Linked DNA regions of Homo sapiens: region 2 is linked to region 1. Evidence: chromatin loops called from intact Hi-C (ENCODE). Cell type or tissue: PC-3. All regions are shown on one strand. Each heading gives the region's core, and the rest is flanking DNA. Links, peaks and the distances in the headings are about the cores only. Region 1 has its middle 57 kb from the start of LINC00456. Region 2 holds the start of LOC101927385 (a long non-coding RNA gene).

The links. Hi-C counts contacts between places; a loop is a spot of excess contacts. Peaks named below come from ENCODE experiments on the same cell type or tissue, not always from the same donor. Only the 100,000 strongest peaks of a DNase experiment are listed, where the experiment ranks them.
Region 2: a loop joins it to region 1, with 4 times the contacts of the local background. A loop is called at or near these places in 2 of 110 quality-filtered maps.

The regions. Positions count from the first base shown.
Region 1 is chr13:97,117,476-97,127,971 of GRCh38, reverse strand. No RefSeq gene overlaps it. Among named protein-coding and RNA genes, the nearest start is that of LINC00456, 57 kb to the left of the region's middle. In PC-3, for the core only: a CTCF peak has its summit at 2,312; DNase peaks (open chromatin) are centred at 1,921, 2,291 and 5,311; H3K4me3 peaks cover 693 bases; H3K27ac peaks cover 4,707 bases.
Region 2 is chr13:97,291,250-97,301,745 of GRCh38, reverse strand. The region is part of intron 2 of MBNL2 (muscleblind like splicing regulator 2); the gene reads right to left. It overlaps LOC101927385 (a long non-coding RNA gene), which reads left to right and starts at 3,533. Exons shown (of 4, transcript XR_001749966.2): 1 at 3,533-6,503; 2 at 7,094-7,224. RefSeq lists a silencer at 6,077-6,371. In PC-3, for the core only: no CTCF peak of the experiment used is centred there; a DNase peak (open chromatin) is centred at 5,765; H3K4me3 peaks cover 846 bases; H3K27ac peaks cover 3,043 bases.

The sequences.
Region 1 (10,496 bases), core at 966-8,965:
CCATGACAGAAGAGTTGGGGGTGGGGGTCAGGCATGCCTCATTGTACCCCCTCCCTCTGGAATTCAGGCACAACTAACCAGGGTTAACAGTAAAACAGATCCTAAGACTGACAACACAGACTCTTTGTGGCAGTAAGATACAAAATTCCAACCTGACTCTGGTATGGTATCACAAGACAGATAACAAACCCTGAAGGAAATCAAAGTACTTTACTGCAAAATATATTTATTTGACCTATTTTGAAATGGCCATGCAAATTGTGGGGGAAATTTGCATTCTGCAGAGCATCCCCTTCCCTTTCCAGGATCCAAGAGAGATTTAACTAAGAGTCTCACACCTTTTAAGATCCTGTAAGAGACATTTACCATCTATCCTCTCTGAAGTCTGCTACCTGGGAGCTTCATCTATACAACAAGAACTCTGGCTTCCACAACCGCCCTTATCTTACCTCAGACATTTCTTTCTCCCGACTTCAATTCTTTAGGAAAAGCTTAACTTTTTCAACCAATTGCCAATTAGAAAATCTTTGAATCCACTTATGACCTGTGAGGCACCCCCCTCCTTCACCCAGAGATCCTGCCTTTCTGGACCAAACCAATGTATACCTTCCATTAATAATTTATGTCTGTGCCTATAACTTCAGTCTCCTTAAAAATGTATAAAACTGAGCTGTAACCCAATTACCTTGGGCACATATTCTCAGGACCTCCTGAGCCTGTGTAAAAGGCCACAGTCACTCACATTTGGCCCAGAATAAATCTCTTCCAACATTTTACAGAGTTTACCTTTTTTGTCAATGAACTCTAGTGATATGTGTCCCTTCCAAGACAAGTGGATGTACCTTCTTCACCCTTAGAGGCCATGTGCTGAGGACGATGGAGTTCCTGGGTCCCTGAATGTCCAAGTGGAGCTGAGCACCCCATTCCCCACTTGCACCAGACTTCTGAGAGAACTTCTATTACAATAAGCCACTGAAGTTTGGGGGTTGATTGTTATAGCAGCTGTTTTGCTTTAATGAGCACACAGAGTAACAACTGCCTGAGTGCCAAAGCACATTAGATTTGCAAGAGACGGCAGGATGGGGCAGGAGGAGGGAAGAAGAGGGACCAGAGACTAAGCAAGCCTGGTCCAAAAGCCAAGGTTACTCCCTTATTCTGAAGTCTAGGAGAAGCAAATCAGAATTTGATGGCCTTTTAATACAGAAAATACTGTCTTGAGGTTTGAGTATAGTACTTATGATTTCTATTTTAATGACAAGGAAACTGAGGCTGACAGTGACTAAATAATTCATCCCAGAAACAATAAATGAGTGGCATGACTAATATATAAACCCAGTTTGGCTCCCAACCTTGTGTTCTTCCCCCACATACACAATGACTCTTGGTTTCATTCTTACTGCCATGTAATAGAAATAGCAACCTCTCACTTGTAGGGCCCCTGTCTGCTTCGGCACAGGGAACTCCTTCACACCTGTCCATACTTCCACGAGGAAAGGGAGTGCTGTCCTCTTCTCCACGACCACAGCAGATCTTGTTGTACCCCAGGCCTGCCTCCTGCCTCCAGGGTGTGCAGTCTTCCAGATTTCTTGTTAGAACAGGAAGGCCTGGATGGAACCCCAAGCCCATAGGACCCGTGCTAATGTCCACACCCTCAGCGCCTGAGGCCAGAAATGGGCAAAGAGCCAGACCAGGTAGTGTGGCCAGCTGATCCCATTTGAACACAGGACCTTCAGTTAAAACTGGGAACAGAGGATGAGTTAGTCACTACACTTGCTTTTCCGCAGAGAGGCCAAGGCTGGTGTTGGAAGAGCAGAGACCCTCCTGCTGGGTGGAGCGCAGATGGGCAGGAGCCTCTGGTGTATGGCAGGGGCTCGCAGCCCTTCTTGCAAGTGTAGAGTTACATAATGACACGAAGATGGATATGATTCATCAGCCCCGCGAGGGGAGGAACACACACACACCTAAATATAATTTACAAGTGGCGCCTCTTGATGGTATTGCACAACCGAATTAGCTCCTTAAAAAAAAAAAAAAACACCCACTTTAAAGCACAACAGATGATCTGTACTTATGCTCCAAAGCATAAAAAGTTTGCTCTGGTGGCAGAAATGCCTGAGACAAACAGGACAGACAGAATTTGGATTTAGTTCTGAGAGAATTGTCCTTGTTACTGCAAAACACCCCATGTCCCAGACGACTTCCAAGATTAAAGTCCTGATCCGACTGTATGTATCATATGCCTGGCTTTTCACATGACCACTTACTTATTTGAGAGCTCACTAAGTACACCTAATTCCCTCCACCACAACGGGAAGATTGATAATGACTAACAGAAGACAGGGGGCGTGTCGGGTTTGTGAAAGCTTGCATCTGGACTGGTAGAAATCTCAGCTGTATTGCAGAATGATTGATTCCTCCAGGGAGAAGCAGGCTCATGGGGGAGGGGAGGATTGTAACAGCCAAGGGTACTGCAGTTTCAAACACCTAGAACTGAGAACTGGGGGTGGGGTGGGGGCTGGCTCTGGAAGCACCCCCGGAGTGCTGCCCTGCTGAGTTTATTTTGAAAGTCTGTTTTGAATTTGCAGCACTGCCTCTTTAGGAGGGTATTTTAAGATGCTCTGCCAACCCACAAGGCCTCCAAGTAGCTTTTGTTTCTGTACTCACACAGATGAGGAGCTAAACTAATTGAGAGAGTGACCCAAATTTGTGAGTATCACAGAGTATCACAATTGGCCTGAATTCCTGCAGCCTCTGCATGAGTCTATATTCATGTCCATTTGGAAGTCGCCCCTGGAACCCTTGCAAAAATGTCCTCACCCACATATAATCAGCAAACATATTATCAGTTCCCCCTCCTAAGTGGTGATGTCGCAAGGTCCCATGAAGAATTTCAAGGGCTAAACTCTTTCTGAGGCTTTTGTTCATATAAACACAGCTTAGCAAAACAATTACTGTTTTCTTTCTTTGTTCATTAACAGCACAGTGCAGCTTGTACTCAGATATCTTCCTTTAATCGAAATAATTTGGGTGTCCTGGTGTTGATCTACCCAAGGTTGTAAGAGAAGAAGATTCACCTTACAACCTTGAAATGTTTTCATTTTCACTCCTCCAAGCACAGTTTTCTAGGCAAGAGCACTTCAAACCATTGTCATAATTCACGGAAGAAAATAAAAGGGGAAAAGTCTCTTTGCTCCCCTGCCTAACCCCGTCCGTCCTCCGCCCCAACACACACGCAAGAAAAGGGAAGAGGCATCTAAGGTAAGGGACAGGAGTGCAGGTCCTACCGGGGGCCTGTCGGAGAAGGCTTGTTTCAGATGGGCATTTTCTATTTAGTTTATAGGTCTCTTTCTCCCTTTTCCTTATTCCCAGCTTCCAATCTCCCTCATGATTAATAGATACGCCAGAAAGCTTCTTATTCTCTCTTTGGGAATTATGCTTATAAAAAAGAGTAATTTGTGCAAAAAAGCAACTTGCTGAGAGAAGGTGGGCAGGCAGAGCTCAGGAGCTTGTAAGGAAAAGGTTCGATGAAGGCGTGTGGGTGGCCTGCCAAGCACCACATGCAGGAGTTGGTGGGGACAGAAGGAGTCATCTAGGCCTGGGCTATTGGGGGCACACTCACCTGCATTGCATCAGTGTCTGCCCAGAGTCTCATCTCCAGATCAACTCAATGGCTGGCCAAATCCCAAGTCAGTCTGATTTCTTTCTTTCTTTTTTTTTTTTTTTTTTTTGCTGGAGTCTCGCTCTGTTTCCCAGGCTGGAGTAGTACAGTGTTGTGATCTTGGCTCGTTGCAACCTCTGCCTCCTGGGTTCACGTGATTCTCGTGCCTCAGCCTCCCAAGTAGCTGGGATTAGAGGCACACACCACCACGCCCAGCTAATTTTTGTATTTTTAGCAGAGATGAGGTTTCACTATGTTGGCCAGCTGGTCTCAAACTCCTGACCTCTAGTGATCTGCCCGCCTCAGCCTCCCAAAGTGCTGGGACTATAGGCATGAGCCATCACACCTGGCCTGGTCTGATTTTTTTCTGAGGCATAATTGAAATTGGGGTTCAGGGATGGTGTGTTGGGGCAGCATTGCATTGAGACATTGCACTGGGGGCAGAGAGACTGAATCAAGCACTAAATAGAAACTTGGAGAGAAAAGTGGGAAGAAAAAGGAAGAAGAATATTGAATTTCCTTGAGCCTTGCTGGTCTACTGGCCAGGAGCATTGACATCTGCTGGAAACTCATTAGAAATGCATAACCTCAGGCCTCAACCCAGACCTACTAAAAAGGAACCTGCATCTTGACAAAATTCCTATGCACGAGAGAATATGAGAAGTGCTGACCTGGGTTATCACCTGGGAGCTTTGAAAAACGACCTCCACCTATTTCCCATCCTCAGGGCCTCCCGGTCAACTGGTCTGAGGCAGGGCACAGGCCTGAGTACTTTTTAGAAGCTCCTCAGATGACCTTAATGAACATCCATGGTTGAGAACCAGTAGAGTGCAATACAGCAGTGGTTCTTGAAATGTGGTCTTTAGGCCAGCAGCATCACCTTCACCTGAGGACCTGTTAGAAATGCAGATTATTGGGCCCCATCTAGACCTACTGAATCAGAAACTCTAGAATTGGGGGCCAGCAATCAGTATTTTAACAAACTCTCCAGATACTGGTCCAGCTTTGAGAACAACTGTTATAGAAGTATCCAAAGCAGAAATAAGAGCTATAAATGCATTCAATTCTACTACTCAAAAACCTCTGGAAAATATCCATCACCTGTGATATGAAGTCCAGACTTTTCAAATGACATTCCAGGCTCTCCATGAATTAATCCAGCATGCTTTTCAAAACATATCTCCATACTTTCCTTGAACACATGCTTTTAAAATGAGTGGATCGGATACTAGAGTCCCTTCCAGCTATAAAATTTAGTGATTCTGTGCTTCCAAAGCTATACCTTAGGCTAAATTCACTATTTCCCTGAATATGACAATATATTAATAGATGCTTACCTTGTTTGTCTACACAGGTGTCTCTCTCTTTCCATCTTCCCAGGTCAGGTGCTGCTCATTCTTCAAGGTTAGGTAGAAATGCTACCTCATCTACTAATTGGTTTCCCCAGCCAGAATGAACCTCTCTCTCTCCATATTTTTCATATCACTTGCTCATCGCATTCACTTCATTGTTTTCTATTAGTCATCTGCTTGATGCTTTGGCTCTCAGCCATATTTACTGTTTCTTGAAACAGAACAGTGTTTTATTCTTTCTTCTTTAACCACTCCCTGCCTTTGGGTGTCTAGCACAACCCTCTGCACACAGAAAGTGGCATATAAATATTGATTGCATTGAAACGAATGGGCTCTCAAGACAATTGAGACTCTATGATGAATCATGACTGGTTTTTCAAATACAGTAAGCAAGCAGAGAATGCTAAACCAGCCAACAAGAGCACAAATATCATGAGTCTAATGAAGGTGACTCTGTTCCCGTGATTTGGTTTCAAAATAAGTCTAAGTCGCATACTCAACTGAAATCCAGAAAAAGGAATGATATCAAATTTTATACTGGCTGGTCCACATGAGTCACTGAATAATTATTTTGTTAGATAAATTTTTAGATGGATATTGATAGAAAAATTTCAAGACAAAAGATCTTGAGAACTAAAGAGTCTTTATTTTTTTCACCAGTGTGTACTAAATATAACCTTTCTTGAAATTTAATATGGATTAACACTCCCAGACACATTACAAATTTTATCTCTTTATCTTCACAACCCTAAGAGAGAGGTATTTTTGTTCTCCTTTTCCCTGGATAATCTTGGGCTCCAAGAGGTTAAATAAATTCCTCAAGGGCTTCTGGCCAGATAAGAGGCAGGATAAGGAGCCACACTCTGATCATGCCAAGTCCAGACAGAACCTTTACTCTCTACTATAAGAGAGTAAAGAGCAAGATGCCTGGTATTTCAAAGATTTCTAAATACCTATTCATCCTATGTGACTAAGTAGACTGTGTGTTTATTTCTCCTTTTTGTGTTTATGTTGTTAACTATATGCTTCTAGATAGTAAGGCAACAAGCCTTATGAGAATGGTTACTGATGTGCCTTTTTGTTTGTTTGTTTGTTTGTTTTGAGACAGAGTCTCGTTCTCTCACCCAGGCTGGAGTGCAGTGCGGTGATCATGGCTCACTGCAGCCTCGAACTCCTGGGCTCAAGAAATCCTCTCTCCTTGGCCTCTCAAAAGTGCTAGAATTACAGGCATGAGCCACTGTGCCTGGCTACTGATGTGCCTTTTCCTGAAGAGATTAAAGTGGAGAGGAGGAAAGAGAATAAGAATGTGGAAGGAAGAAACGAAGTCCATCTTCTAGGTAGAGTGGGATAGATCTGAAATGCGTCTGATGTTTCTTTAAGAATACTACATGAGGAAGATTTAAATTTGTATCTGGTAACATACAGCACAAACATAGGCAACACAACCTACCAAAGCATGTCAAGGGCAAAAGGCAGTGGCTTCCAGTAGTCAGTTGCAGGCACTGTCACCAATGTGCTGAAGAAGTCTACAAATTGAATGATTTTGTCCTTTTACCTTCCTTTATCAACAGCACCGCCAAACTCTGTTCCTCAAAGTGCTGTCTCATTTCCTCCAGCTCTAGAATCTTTATGTTTTTGGAACATCTCCCTATAGAAGGAATCATCTCCCTTCTTGTTTCATAGTTTTTTACATTTAAAAATGACCTCTTGCCCCACACGCCCACTTCTCAATCTTCCACCTTTATTCAGGACTGCCAATTTCTCACTGGGTGATAGAGTCATTTTACACTAAGGAGTGAATGACTAATAAACATTTCCAACCAGAGGAATGCACCTGAAAAAAGATATATATAAGACAATAAGAAAGAAATGATGATTAAGTGAGTTTTCAAGTAGTTAACATGTAGAATTATTTCTAGGTGGGGTCCAGGAATGGGTATATGTTTATTGCAGGGTGGACTGGGATTCTGATTCTCTCTGGTTGGTCTGAGAACAAAATTCAATATGGAAATTGAACTCAGAGAGGCTCTGATCCAAGTCAAGCACAATATAAGAACAAAGAGGCTGGAAAGAGAATCAGGAATGTTTAGGTCTAACCTGGAAAGAAGAGCTTAGTGCCACAAAGCAGAGACCAAATGGAGCAATGGAGGCAATAATGCCACCAATGGAAGTTGCCATGGAAACCCTCATCAGCAAGCAGGCAATTGGATTTTGGAAACTGACCGAAGCAAGACTTGATGGCAAGAGAGAGAAGAAAAGGATGAAGCCCTAAAATGAAGTCAGACATTGAAGACGAATGGAGTGACCCCATTGCCCTTGTGCCAAGGAAAGTGCACATCACTGGTACATGACTAAACATGACAGATCTGAACAGCCAATCTCTCCAGCCAGGAGGTCCATGAGCAAATGTGTGAGAATCTGCCTTTTGGTGGCATTACAGAGCTCATGATTCATCCTGCAGAACCATGTGATAGGTGGGTGGAATCTCTTTTAAAATATTTCCAAGAAGAATAGGTAGCATGTCCATACCTAATTTTTAGCAGAAATTATTTCTCCACTGAAATATTAAGAGCAGAGGCAGGTAAAATGATTACTGCCATGATTTTTCCCACTCAGTATCCCCTTCTGAATGTGGATATGAGGATTGTGCCAGCATACCAAAGATTGATTTCTCTGTTTTCTGGCTGAAACTGATCCTGAAATTATATGATTATATGGACTTACAACATTGGCACTCGTAATGCACATGGATTGGTTTTCCATAAATTATCACTTGAAGAAAAGTCTGTGGTACTAAATGTACACATGTGGTTACAAAAATTTTCCAGAGAGGAAAAGCCGAGAGAATGCCAGAGAAAAGAAAGAACTCTTTCAGCATCACACAGGAACTACAGAGGGCTGATTCAAAAGTGGAGTATACACATATCACTGATCCCTGAAATATGGAATGAGAGATTCCTCAGGACAATGAATACGCTCTTGGAAATAGTGTATATTAGAAAAAAGTAAAACAAGTTACCATGATGTAATATTGTATGTAGCAAGAAAAGAGCAGGTGCCATCAGGAATTTGAAGATCTGCCATGAGTGTTTCTGACCAGAGTAATGCTTCTATGTTCAATAATATAATATATATGCATTATGATCCTAGTAACTTCCTTTTGTAATTATAAGTTATATCCCAACTTGAGGCTGGCTACAAGAAGGACTTGAAGTGAAATGACAGGATAGAAAAATGCTATGCTTTTAAGGAATTGCTATGTTATTAGCTTAATGCTATAACCTTGACAGGCCCAACTGAGGAGTGTGCTGGGACTTCAAGTCCAGACTAGAATAGAAGAAAAGAGACTAGAACAAAAGAGGGATGAGGCATGACCAGGTCACAACAGCAAAGTTGGCGTATGATTTGTCACCTGGAGAGAGGGGGCGAGGATTTAATGGTTAATCACATTGACTGGAACCAAAAAGGAGATTATAGCCAAAGAATGAGTAAAGAACTAGAGCAGATGTTTCCAGGCAGTAGTAAATATTGAAGTTGAGTGATGGCAGCCCTTTGGTTCCAGAAAGGTTGTCCAATTCAGAGCACGACTTCAAGAGGTAGAGTAGGCATGAGAGTTAAGGGGTGAGAGTTAAGTTCCCTCATATGACAGGCCAGTAAAATTTAGGAAAGGCACCAAAGTCTTAGCCAAGTGGGCTGGGATCCACCACGTGGGGTTGAATGCATGCAATGGACCCAAAACACAAGCCAGGAACGTAAGCAGGCATGGAATCTTATAGATTTCTGCAACCACAGAGGGAATAAAAGGCTACATCTTAGCAAGCTTGAAGCTGAGACTTGGCTTAAAATCATTTCCATATAATAGACTGCCTGATTTGTGGTAGTCAAGGTTTGGTTGAGAAAGGAGAAACCACTGCAGATATTTCCAGCAGAAAAGATTTGATGCAGGGAGTTTAAGGTTCACAAGACCTTTGGGAGGCTAAGGGAACAAAGGTCAGTAAGAGCTGCTTTTAGAATTTAAGAAAACTTACAACTATAATTTGTCAATTAATAATTAAAAAGTAAAAATATTAAAAAAGAATTTAGGAAATCAGGAAGTTCAGGAATTGCAGGAAACTTTAATCAAGATCTCAGATGCCTGCAACAGCCCTATAGGTGATTTACAAAAGGACTCTTGGAAGTCATGGTCAAATCTCACGCAGGCCATCTGCAAAAGTCCCTAAACCTGACTGTTGCTGCCACAGGAACAATACTTCTGTCTCCTTCTCTTCTACCTCTGAATTTCACTTAAGATCTTCCTATTCACAGAATTGAAGGAGGCTTCTGGGAAATGTAGTTCCCAGGCTTCGAAGCCCCTGTGATCCAGAACACAGAAAGGGGGAAAGAGATAATCTGGCACAAGGCCTAAGTGAAAAACAATATCCCGAGTGGAGGTAAAGATGTGATACTAAAATAACTCCCAGAAATGGGTCAGATTGAAACAGGAATTTGGTAAGGCTGGGGCGTGGGATGAACACTGAGGAACAAAGTCCAGTAGATCCTGTGGAGGCAGCAGATGCTACGTAAGTGCTTGGAAGGACAGATTGAAGAGCAGGTGAGACCATGTTGGGTAAGACAAGCAAGATGGGGTGTATGGTGTGTGCAGTGCTACTACCTCCAAGAGCGACATGATCCACTTTATGTTCTAGAACTTTCATTAAAGCATGGGGTATAAATGAAAGGCATATAGCACAATTGTCTGGGAGGCAGGATTGCCAGTTAAAAGGAAGCTTCTATAGTCGTCCAGCCATTTAACTGATAGTTATTGAAAATGTCCTATGAATAAAACATTCTTCCAGACTAGGAAAAAATTAAAGTAGCCTGAATTAGAGCAATAGTATTGGAGCTAGAAAGAAAGAGAAATGTGAAAGGAAATTGAAAAAGAAGTTGATAGAACTTGACAACTGAATGGAGAGCAGGTAGAGAGGAGTCCAAATGGGACTCACTAACCTGTGGTCTGGGTAACCTTGAGTAACAACTGCTCATTGAGATGTGGAGCATGGAATACAACTTGAACTTGTGTGGTTCTGTTTTGGATAGGTTCTGTGTGAAGCCCGTTAGGATGTATAAATGGAGAAGTCCAGCAACAATGGAGATGTGGGGCAGATTGGTCTTCTGCATTCCTGACGGACCAACACAGCTGGCCACACATGCAAATGGAAGTAACAATGACCTACAGGTGTGATTCTGGAGGCGCTGATAAGGGCCATCCATCTAGAGAAGTTGTTTCCTCATTCTATGCCCTAAACCAGTTTGATGTCTGAAATCCAACTATTAGCACTTCACACTGTTAGCATAAAGTTAAAGCCTATTAAGCTTTTGCATGTGAGTACCTCCCTACAGCGTGGGAGACTGGAAAGGCCACTTAACTCACACTTAGCCTGAAGACAGTCCCAAACATTGATATGTCCCAGTTAACAACTGCTCTCAGAGTTAAGAACATGGCCTTG
Region 2 (10,496 bases), core at 956-8,955, 170 kb before region 1:
TAAACTGGTTTGTTAAATTGGGCCAGTGGAGCTGGACTGACTTGTGGGGTTTCTTTCCCCCGGGGCTGGCGGAGAACTCAATGCCAAGTGAAGCATGATACAGCACTTCCTGCAAGTAACTCAATTCTCTTGGACCACAGCACCTCAGACACCAGGGTGACCTCAACCTAAAAGCATATGGAATGACATCCTGCCACCAACCCGCTGTCCTCCCTTCCTCCTTGTCCCTTGATGGACCACACTTAGCTCCCTTCCATCACATTGCTCCTGCTTCTCCTCCTGCCTGAAATGCTCCAAGACACGGTGAGGTCATTAGAAACCAGGCAGATCTAGATCTATCTAGAAAATAGTTCTGAACATACATCCCACCTCTTCTGCTTCCCAGTCTGGGGATCCTGAGGCATTAATATAAGCTCTCTGCTTCATTTTCTCTCTCTGTAATATCAGGGTACCTATTTTAATAATGTGTTGTAGGGATAAATGGAGTAACGCAGGCAAAATGCCTGGCACAGTGCACAGCCTGTAGCAGGCAGTCAATAAGTGTTCACTCCATTCCCACCGTACATGTTAATGTCTTTATGTCTAGACAAATATCACATATGCCTGGAGGTACAATTCCAGTCTCATCTCATTAAGGAATCTCCAGTTATCATCTCCCATTCTGAAGTCCTACTTAGCTTAATAGCTTTACCACTAACTCAGGCACATCAACTGCCCTTGTTATTCATCTGTTCTGACACAGATGTCTTGTTTGGCTAATTCAACAGATGTTTCCAAAGGGGACAGCTGGTGTCAATGACAATTCCGTCTCATCACTCCAACTTCCTACTGTATCTATCTATCATAGTTATAGATGCCCAATATATTTGTGTGAGTAAAGGAGTGAGTGAAAAAAATCCGAGTGCAAGGGTAAAAGGCCAGTTACAGGTATAATTCCTACCAGATTATAATTTGGTTGACTTCTTTACAAATTTATAATCCAGTAGGGATTGAGCACCCAAATTTTTGAAGCAGATCAATGGTGGTTAGCATGGAAGAGAGTATAGTGGAGTAAAGATGTTGAAGGTGAAAAAGAAGATGAAGAGAAAGGCAATGTTGCAAGAGAGGTCAGTTCGGAGGTTAAGTGGGCTTCATGGAGGTATTACGGACTCTGAGTTAGACAGAAGGTTGACAAGCATTACCGCCTGAGCTCCGCCTCCTGTCAGATCAGCAGAGCCATTAGATTCTCACAGGAGTGGGAACCCTATTGTGAACTGCGCATGTGGGGAGTCTAGGTTACATAATCCTTATGAGACTCTAATGCCTGATGATCTGAGGTGGAACAATTTCATCCCCAAACTATCCCCCACCGACCTTCTATGAAATCGGTCTCTGATGCCAAAAACGTTGGGGATGCTGCTGCCCTATATGGTGAAGAAGATAGTTAGCTGTCCACCAAAACTTATTCTCTGTTACTTTCACTGTCATTGAGCTATGGTTGGGTACATGGTCATCTTGCCAGGGCCTGCATTTCCAACCCTCCTTGCTGTAAGAGATGGCTGTTGGACAAAGTTTTCACCAGTAGGTTGTGAGTGGAAGTGATGTGTACAGTCCCTAAGGTGGGACCCTTAAGGTAGTGAATAGTCCTCTCCCGCATTTTCTCCTTTCCTTTACGGCTGGTTGGGACCTGGCTGTATCAGTGACCCAGCCTTGACTATGCAATTCTAAGGCCCTAGAGCCTGAAAAATGGCAGAACTACCACAATATGGAAGGAATATGGGCCTTGAATGATGGAAGAACACCCCCAACATCCTGTGATGAGACAAGAGTAAGCTTTTTGCTCACTGGTTTAGGCCATATGGTTAAAAGCCATATGATTGTTGGGTCTCTTATTACAGCTTAGCTGCTACAACCTGATTAACACATTACATATGTACCTATGGAATATATCTCTTAGAATGTTTTTTAAGTAAAAAAGATAATGGCATAAAAATAGTACAGCAAGCTTTTTTGTTCCTACTAAGTAATACGTTTTGAAGATTTTTTCAAGTCATGTGTTTGTAATCTTGGATATAGATGATAGATAGATAGATAGATAGATAGATAGATAGATAGATATAGTAATTCTACCTTATTTCTAAATATACAGTATTTCACAGTATCAATGAATCATAGTTCATGTAACCAAGTGTTAATGATACTGACATGAACATCCATGTACATGCCTCTGTTCAAATGCACAAGTATTTCTCTAGAATAAATATCTAGAAATGGAATGGTTGAGTTGAACCATTGTGAATCTTTCAGAATTTAATATATATTTACAAATTGTGCTCCAAAAAGCCTACATCAATCGATTCCATAAATTTATTTATTTGCTTGGTGTCTGTCTCCTCTCTCTCTCCCTGGAATATAAGCTCCCTGATGGCAGGAACCTTGTGTTGCCTTTACACACTATCATGCACTATGATAGTGCATAGTTCCCTAAAACACTGTCAATGTTAGAAAACTTTAAATTTCATTCAGCTAATAGGAAAAACAGAGAAGAAATTAACACAGAAAGAATGTTAAAAAAAACTAGAAAAGTGAAAGTAGCTGGAATCTAGTACTAACAAAAACCATCAATGCCCATGCTTTGTGAAATTCTGAGTCATGTGGATTCTTCAGACCAGCACAATAATTTTCAGTCCTAATCCTGCAATTCCTAACATCCCATTGCTTTCTTTCTGACTTCTTCCCAAACCAGCCAAGTACACTACAAGCTATTCTCTTCACTATGATCATTATACTATGAGATTACAGCTTGCCTACACTTATCAGGTGACCATGTGACCTCAGGTGATCCTGAGAATGAGCTGTAATGCATCAGTGAGTTTGACTGCACTGTCTTCATAGCAGAAGGCCCACTGCAGCTGCAAGGGACAAGCAATCCTTAATGCCGTGTATTCCTCTAGTACTTTTCCGGCACAAACAGAAGAATAAAACTTCCCCATCATTCCCTACTTTAATAGGTACGTGTGAAATATTCATTCACCAATGCATGCTTTTGTGCTAAGTCCTTAAACAGAAACTTATTGGTGATTTATTGACAGAAAAGAATATCTGGAATATAAACAGGTCTGAGATAACTAGAGAATGATTGTGGGAGGAGAAAGAAAAGGTGAGACAGACATTATGTAAAGGGAAAAACAGCATGGGTTAACTTGGGTCCAGTCCCAGATCTTCCCAGCTATTGTGTGATTTTGCAAAAGATACTGAATCTTGTTAAGTCTCAGATTTTCTATCTTTTAGAGAAGACATACTCATTCAGTGCCTCCCATGTTCCAGCCTGCATTCTAGGTGCTTGGGATACAGCAGAAGGCAAAACAAGGTTCCTGCTATGAGGGAGCTTATATTCCAGGGAGAGAAGGAAGACAGACACCAAGCAAATAGACAGATTTATTCATGTATTCAAGAAATAGTTACTGCCTTCCTACTTTGTGCCAAAGATGGCTCCAGAAGTTTTATTTTGTTTTTAACAAATTGCCTTCCAGGACTGTTTTAAGAATTTTTTTATTTATTTATTTTTATTTATTTATATTATTATTTTATTATACTTCAAGTTTTAGGGTACATGTGCACAATGTGCAGGTTAGTTACATACGTATACATGTGCCATGCTGGTGTGCTGCACCCATTAACTATATCTAATATACTGAAGAGGTCCGAGAAAGTTCACAATGTGTAGTATACACTCAGTAAATGGCAGCTATTATTATCATTTTCTTCTATGTGTCTGTTTTCCCTCTCCTTTCGAGAAATATTTTGTTTATTTTCTATATGTGCTTGCTTATGTGTTTATTGACCTATTTATTTATTCATTGCTGCTCTAGCTATAGTTTAGCATTTTGTCTTTTCGTCTTATTTCTGGCAGCCTTTGCTTGTTTAGAATGACAGGCAGAGCCACAGTTAAAACTTCGTCTGCAACTGCATTCAGACCTCTTGAAACTGGGAGGCAAACCATAGAAAAAGAATGGATATCCAGACTCCTTCATCAACTCTTCCTCAACATGCAGCAAGGCCTTTAAGCAGCATCTTAGTCTCTATTGTTGCAGAGTGGTCTGATGGGTCGTCTTGGCTGGGGATACTTTTTTGGCAGATAATGATCTAGCAGGGAAACATGGAAGCAGGAGACATGAAGGGACAGGGAGGGGATGGCTGAGAGAATAGGCAGCTTCATGGAGTTAGAGAAAGCAGAGTCAGAGATGGCCATGGTACCCACTCTTACCCATTCCCACCCCAATTCTCCCAGTCAAGTCTGATGAGATGTTTTTTCTGACCTCCGCAACCCCTGGACTGGGGTTAAGCCCACAAGGTGTTTCCAGAGCTCATGCCATAGATCTTACCATACTCCAGGACACATGGAGACCCTTCCTGGTACTTATCATACTGTACGGCAGTTGGCTGATACTCATCTTGATGCCTCTCCTGACTATCAGCAATTTGAAGGCAGTAGTGTTGTCTTCACTGCTGAACCCTCTATGTCAAAGACAGAACCTCATGTATGTTAGGCCCTCAATAAATGCCCATGACATAAATGAATGAAGGCAGAGATGGAGGAAGAAAGCAGAAAAGTTAACAGAACAAAGGCATTGAGGTAAGGCATAAGTAGAAAATGAATGTGCAGAAGGAGTGGAAAAGCAACTTTGACCTTCAAATAGTAACTCTCTTTCAATGGTACCACATGGACAAAAAGGCCAGACAGAAACTCAGATCAGGACAGGGCCACAGACAAGAGCCTTGACTGGGATGCCCTTTCCTATCTGAGAAAATGAAATTGGACTTTTGTCCTCTAAAATCCACATCTGTCTCTTCATCTAGTTGATGTTCAACCATTTAGATAGGACTATTATTTAAATGGCAATGAGTCAGCTTGATCACACCTTGTCTATAGAACTTTCTTCAGCTCCATGAAGTCAGACTTAATGTTTGGGGCCAAAGATCTAGAAATCTTCTGTTGGTCTAGCCTCCCTCATTTTCTAGTATGTATGTCAAAATCTTCAAATAGACTATCTCAACTGGTAATAGTATTTTTCTCTTTTAAGCACCTTTTTGCAACTAGCTCAAATTTAAATGGTAAAGAAAAATCGACAGCATCCTCTTTACTATCTATTAAACCGTACTTCTATTAATGATGATTCACTGAAGGGCCATGAATAGCTACACTGAAAAATTCTGTAGCATATTAATGTGCTGAGCATCATACCACACTTAGCTCCTGATATAATTTTAAGTTCCCTCTGGGGGGAAAAACAGTTTCTCTGGATTCTTTTTATAAAAAAAGCACCTTGATAAAGCTTTCAGATACTCAAAGACATGAATCTTGTTCTGTTCCCTTGTGTATATCTGATTTAAAGGTTAATAAGTAATTAGGAAGAACACTCATCCAAAAATTACCAATTAATATGCCATCATTTTCATTAAAAATGCTATTAATTATATTGTTGTACAAATGTCTTGGACTGGCTAATAAAAAGTTACCTAAAGCAGTTCTAAATCTTTCAGAGAGAAAGAGAAATGAATCAAAATCAATCACTTTGTAACATTATGATTTGGGTTGGAGAAATCAAACAAAGGAGAGGAAATGAGTGTCTCAATTATTTAGCGTGGATAGAATCTGACAGAGTTCCATGGTTTATTTTATGTACTGAGTCATTATTACTAAGAAAACCTAATAAGATATCTTGGCAGATATTTAATGTGGAAGTTTGACAAATAACAGTTCTTTGGTTCTTATGATATAAAGCAGCTCTTTATAGATGAGATCATACTTTTAAACTATCCAGATATATTTTGTTGGTTTCCTAGGAGACTGTAAATGCAAAGTTATGACCTAAGTATGTTATGTATTTAAACTTTGTTCTATACCTTAAATGCTGGTATTAGTCACTTATTCAAAATTCACAGGATTTCAATGTTGAAGAGTTCATGATTAAACTTGTACCATCACTCCAAGAACTCTACTAGATTTAAATGTATGTTAACAGTTTTATGAGTCCCCAAACTGTTACTGTGCTCTCATCGTCCTATCCTGTCATCTCCTGCATGGATCAAACATCTATTTCTATTGTGATCATTATGGCTAAGCTTGCCAGCTGGGTAGGGTTTGATAAAGATTACTACGGTGCACGTTGCAGCTCAACACCCTTTTGATATGTAACAAACTATAATGGGGATACTTGTCATGAATGAAATGAACCAAGTATGGTGTTAAGAACTACATCAACCCAGGCACAAACAAATGATTTTCCAACACATCATAGATACATAATGGTTGCTAGGCAACCAAATATTTCAACGCTGGCACAGGGGAAAACTTCTATTGCTAAGCTGGGATTGGCCACTTTAGCAATTAGTTCTGCTTGGGACTGTCTGTTAGTATCTTTGGTATAGAAAAAAAAAAACTTTAAAAGACAGTCTGAAGACTAATCCCAGGTGTGCACCTATTTGAGCAGCTCTTGAGATGGAAACTTTTATCCCTCAAGGTATGTTTGTATCTTCTTCCTCATATTGAACAAAGATGTGTCTTCCCACAGATCTCATTCATTGGCCCTGTTCTTTACACAGAGCAAGTTACTTCCTCTTCATTGTGCTAACTCTGAACATTTGTAGAGGGCTATCATGTCTTCTCCGAATCTTTCTTTCTCCAGGGTGAACACATCCAGTTCATTCATTTCCATTTTTTCACATACTGCTTACTTTCCCCTCACAATGATACCATAACATTTCAAACTGGCAATAACTGGGTGGTTAATAACTGGGCAGTTGTTGTTTTGTTTATAGTTATAGTTAATGACTTATAGGCTTCTGCATAGTTGGACACTGCAATTAGAATTGTCACAAGAATAAAAAGCCAAAGGGTGTAGGGCAGGTGCTTGATCTTTTTTTATCCTGACTTGGGAAATGTAATCTATGAGTTAACATAGTCTTTGTGCCTTATTTGAACATTTTATGACAAATGGAAACTTTAAGTAAGACCTTCAGGGATAGTTACTAGATTTATACAGTGTAATAACTGTTTCAGAGTAGGTGATATAACTATTTCAAGTAATGTTTTCTAAATTTGGCCATGCAGCTACAGCATTGGAGAGCTTCTAAAGATACAGAACACTGGGATCCATACCCAGACCTACTGACCAGATGCCTCCATAAGTCCCCGAAGGAATATCATTTGGCAGCCACTGATATAGGGTAAATAACATGAAGGTCTGTCTTCCCAGTTAGCTAAATTCTACCTAGCCCGTAATGCTCTCTGCTATGACATTTTTTGGTTGTTCTTGCAGCTAACACTTCCATATTCTTAAAAAGTCTCTTCTGCTAATAACCGGTACACATGGTTTAGTATTTAATTGTAAATTCTGCATGGCTATCTGTCTCCTAGTTAGTTTATAAAATCCCTAAGAACAAGAACTGAGTGTTACATTTCCATGTGTCTTGCAGGGAGTATGGCACAATATTGAACAGAGTCATTCATTAATTGGTGAGGGGTTTTGGAAACAGTAGGAGAAAAAAGAAAATAAAGGAAGGTAGATACAGAAGCGTAAGCTAGAAATAATATAAATATCAGAGAAATATAAGATTTCAAGATTAATTCAAATTAAAAATGAAATTCAATGAAATGAAGCTTACACGAGATGAAAAAGATATAATAAAGTTGAAAATAAAAGAATGAAACAAGATATATCAGGAAAGCATGAAGAAAAAAAAAGCAGGAGTGGTACATTCATGTTAAAGAATAAATTGAAGAAAATTGGGGACTCGGGGGAAAGGATGGGAAGGGGTAAGGGATACAACACTACAAAGTGGGTTCCGTGTATACTGCTCGGGTGATGGGTGCACCAAAATCTCACAAATCACCAGTAAAGAACTTACTCATGTAACCAAATACCACCTGTTCCCCAAAAACCTATGGAAAGAAAAAATTTTAAACAAAAACAAAAATAAAGAATATATTGAAAAAAAGGTTAATTGCATATTGATACACAAGAGCCATAAAAAAGGTACGAGACTCAGGAAATACTAAGCTCAGAACAACACAGTATCATTCTATGAAATGCAAAAATTGTTAGAAATACAAGGAAACATGTGAGGAGTATTAAAATTTCTTGCATCACCATAATTCTCTGGCAGGTCAAGGGGACAAAAATAAATAATTACAGGCACAAAGCACTTGAATTATTTAATGTTTGGATAAATATCTGCACGCTGATATAACCTTGTACCTTAAGAACAGGAAATGCATCTTCTCAAGTGTCATGTACCAGGTACAAACATTGATCATCATCTGCACCAAAAAAATACTTTAGTGCATTTCTAAGGTAAAAACTGTACCTTTTTATTTTAATAATAAAATACTACCACAAACTATTACTAGAATTTCAAAGGAAAAAGAAAAACCAAATTACTTGGATATTTTAGAAGTGGTTGCATAAATAATGACTGAGGCAGTCAAGCAAACTAGAAAATAACAAAAGTGAGAATATTATTTAACAAAAATCTATAAGATACAGCCAAAACTATTTTTTGTAGCAGATTTACAGTCCTAAATACTTCAACGAAAAAAGAATTATGAGAACAGAACTAAATATTCTACTCAGAATTTATGGGCAAAAAGACAAAACAATTAAAAAGAAAGCTGGAGAAAGGAAATAATAAACACAGAAGTAAAAATAATAATAATGATGATGAGATAAAATAATTTGTCCTTTGTAGAACTGGTAGCTAAGATCAAGAACAGGTTCTTCAAATAAAACAGACACACCTCTGGCAAATTTAATTTAAAAAATAAAAGGAAAACAAATAATTTATAAATTATCTATGTAGTCATATTTAGGGAGAAGACTGATAGAGTAAAATAATTTTAAGTGATAAAATTGAAAATCTTGGTGAAATAAATAATTCCCTGAGAAAAATGTAAATCAAGATGAACTTAATGGAAGAAATCCTACAGGAAAATAAAGAAGAAATTGTACTATGTATCAAGAAGTACAGTTACTTCAAGTGAAGATTTTAGAAGTTTTGGAAGGACCTGGGGCTCACCGAGAGAGGAATTTGGATATCGACAACACTTTCTACAATTTAATTAAAGAAGTGGGCTTAAACTTCATGTAAAAATGAGCTAGATTTTTATTTAGAATTGAAATTGGAAATAAAAAATAATTCTAAAAAACAAATGATCAAATAGAACTTTCTGTTTAAAATGGCAAAGAAAAAGTTAAGGAGACTGGAGCCAATCTCAAGACGAACCAAGATAAATCTATTAGTGACGGGAGCTTCAATTACACAGGATATGTTTAGTAGGATTTTCTACAGAAGCAGTCCAAGGGAAGTCTGCTCAGATGATAAACCGAGTTCTCCCCAAGCTTTGGGTTTACACCCAGCTCCTGAGTGACTATGGCAAGAATGGCCTTAGAGAACATGAAGGGTAAAATTACCAGCAGTGCAAATGGGGCCAGGAGAGATGCCTTCGTAAGAGGAAAGGGTCGTTCCCTCTTCGAGCAATCACTTTTTTTTTTTTTTTTTTTTTTGAGATGGAGTCTGGCTCTGTTGCCCAGGCTGGAGTGCAGTGGCGCGATCTCGGCTCACTTCAAGCTCCGCGTCCCGGGTTCACGCCGTTCTCCTGCCTCAGCCTCACGAGTAGCTGGGACTACAGGCGCCCGCCATCACACCCGGCTAGTTTTTTTGTATTTTTTAGTAGAGATGGGGTTTCACCGTGTCCAGGATGGTCTCGATTTCCTGACCTCCTTATCCGCCCACCTCGGCCTCCCGAAGTGCTGGGATTACAGGCGTGAGCCACCGCACCCAGCCCACTTTTTTTTTTTTTTTTTGAGACGGAGACGGAGTCTCGCTCTGTTGCCCAGGCTGGAGTGCAATGGCATGATCTCAGCTCACTGCAACCTCCGCCTCCCAGGTTCAAGCGATTCTCCTGCCTCAGCCTCCTGAGTAGCTGGGATTACAGGTGCATGCCACCATGCCCAGCTAATTTTTGTATTTTTAGCAGAGAAGGGTTTTCACCATGTTGGCTGGGCTGGCCTCGAACTCCTGACCTCAAGTGATCCGCCCACCTCGGCTTCCCAAATTGCTGGGATTATAGGCGTGAGCCACCGCGCCCGACCCAAGCAATCACTCTTGATGCCACAAAGGTAAAGAGCAAATGGAGATGGGATGTGTATTACTTGATCTTTTTAATAACCTGTCGTGACACATCAGCTTTTCTAATATTAATAATTCTACCTGAGGTGGGCGGATCACGAGGTCAGGGGATTGAGACCATCCTGGCTAACACGGTGAAACCCGGTCTCTACTAAAAATACAAAAAATTAGCTGAGTGTGGTGGCACATGCCTGTAGTCCCAACTACTCGGGAGGCTGAGGCAGGAGAATCGCTTGAACCCGGGAGGCAGAGGGTACAGTGAGCCAAGACTGCACCACTGCACTCCAGCCTGGGCAACAGAGTGAGACTCTGTCTCAAAATAATAA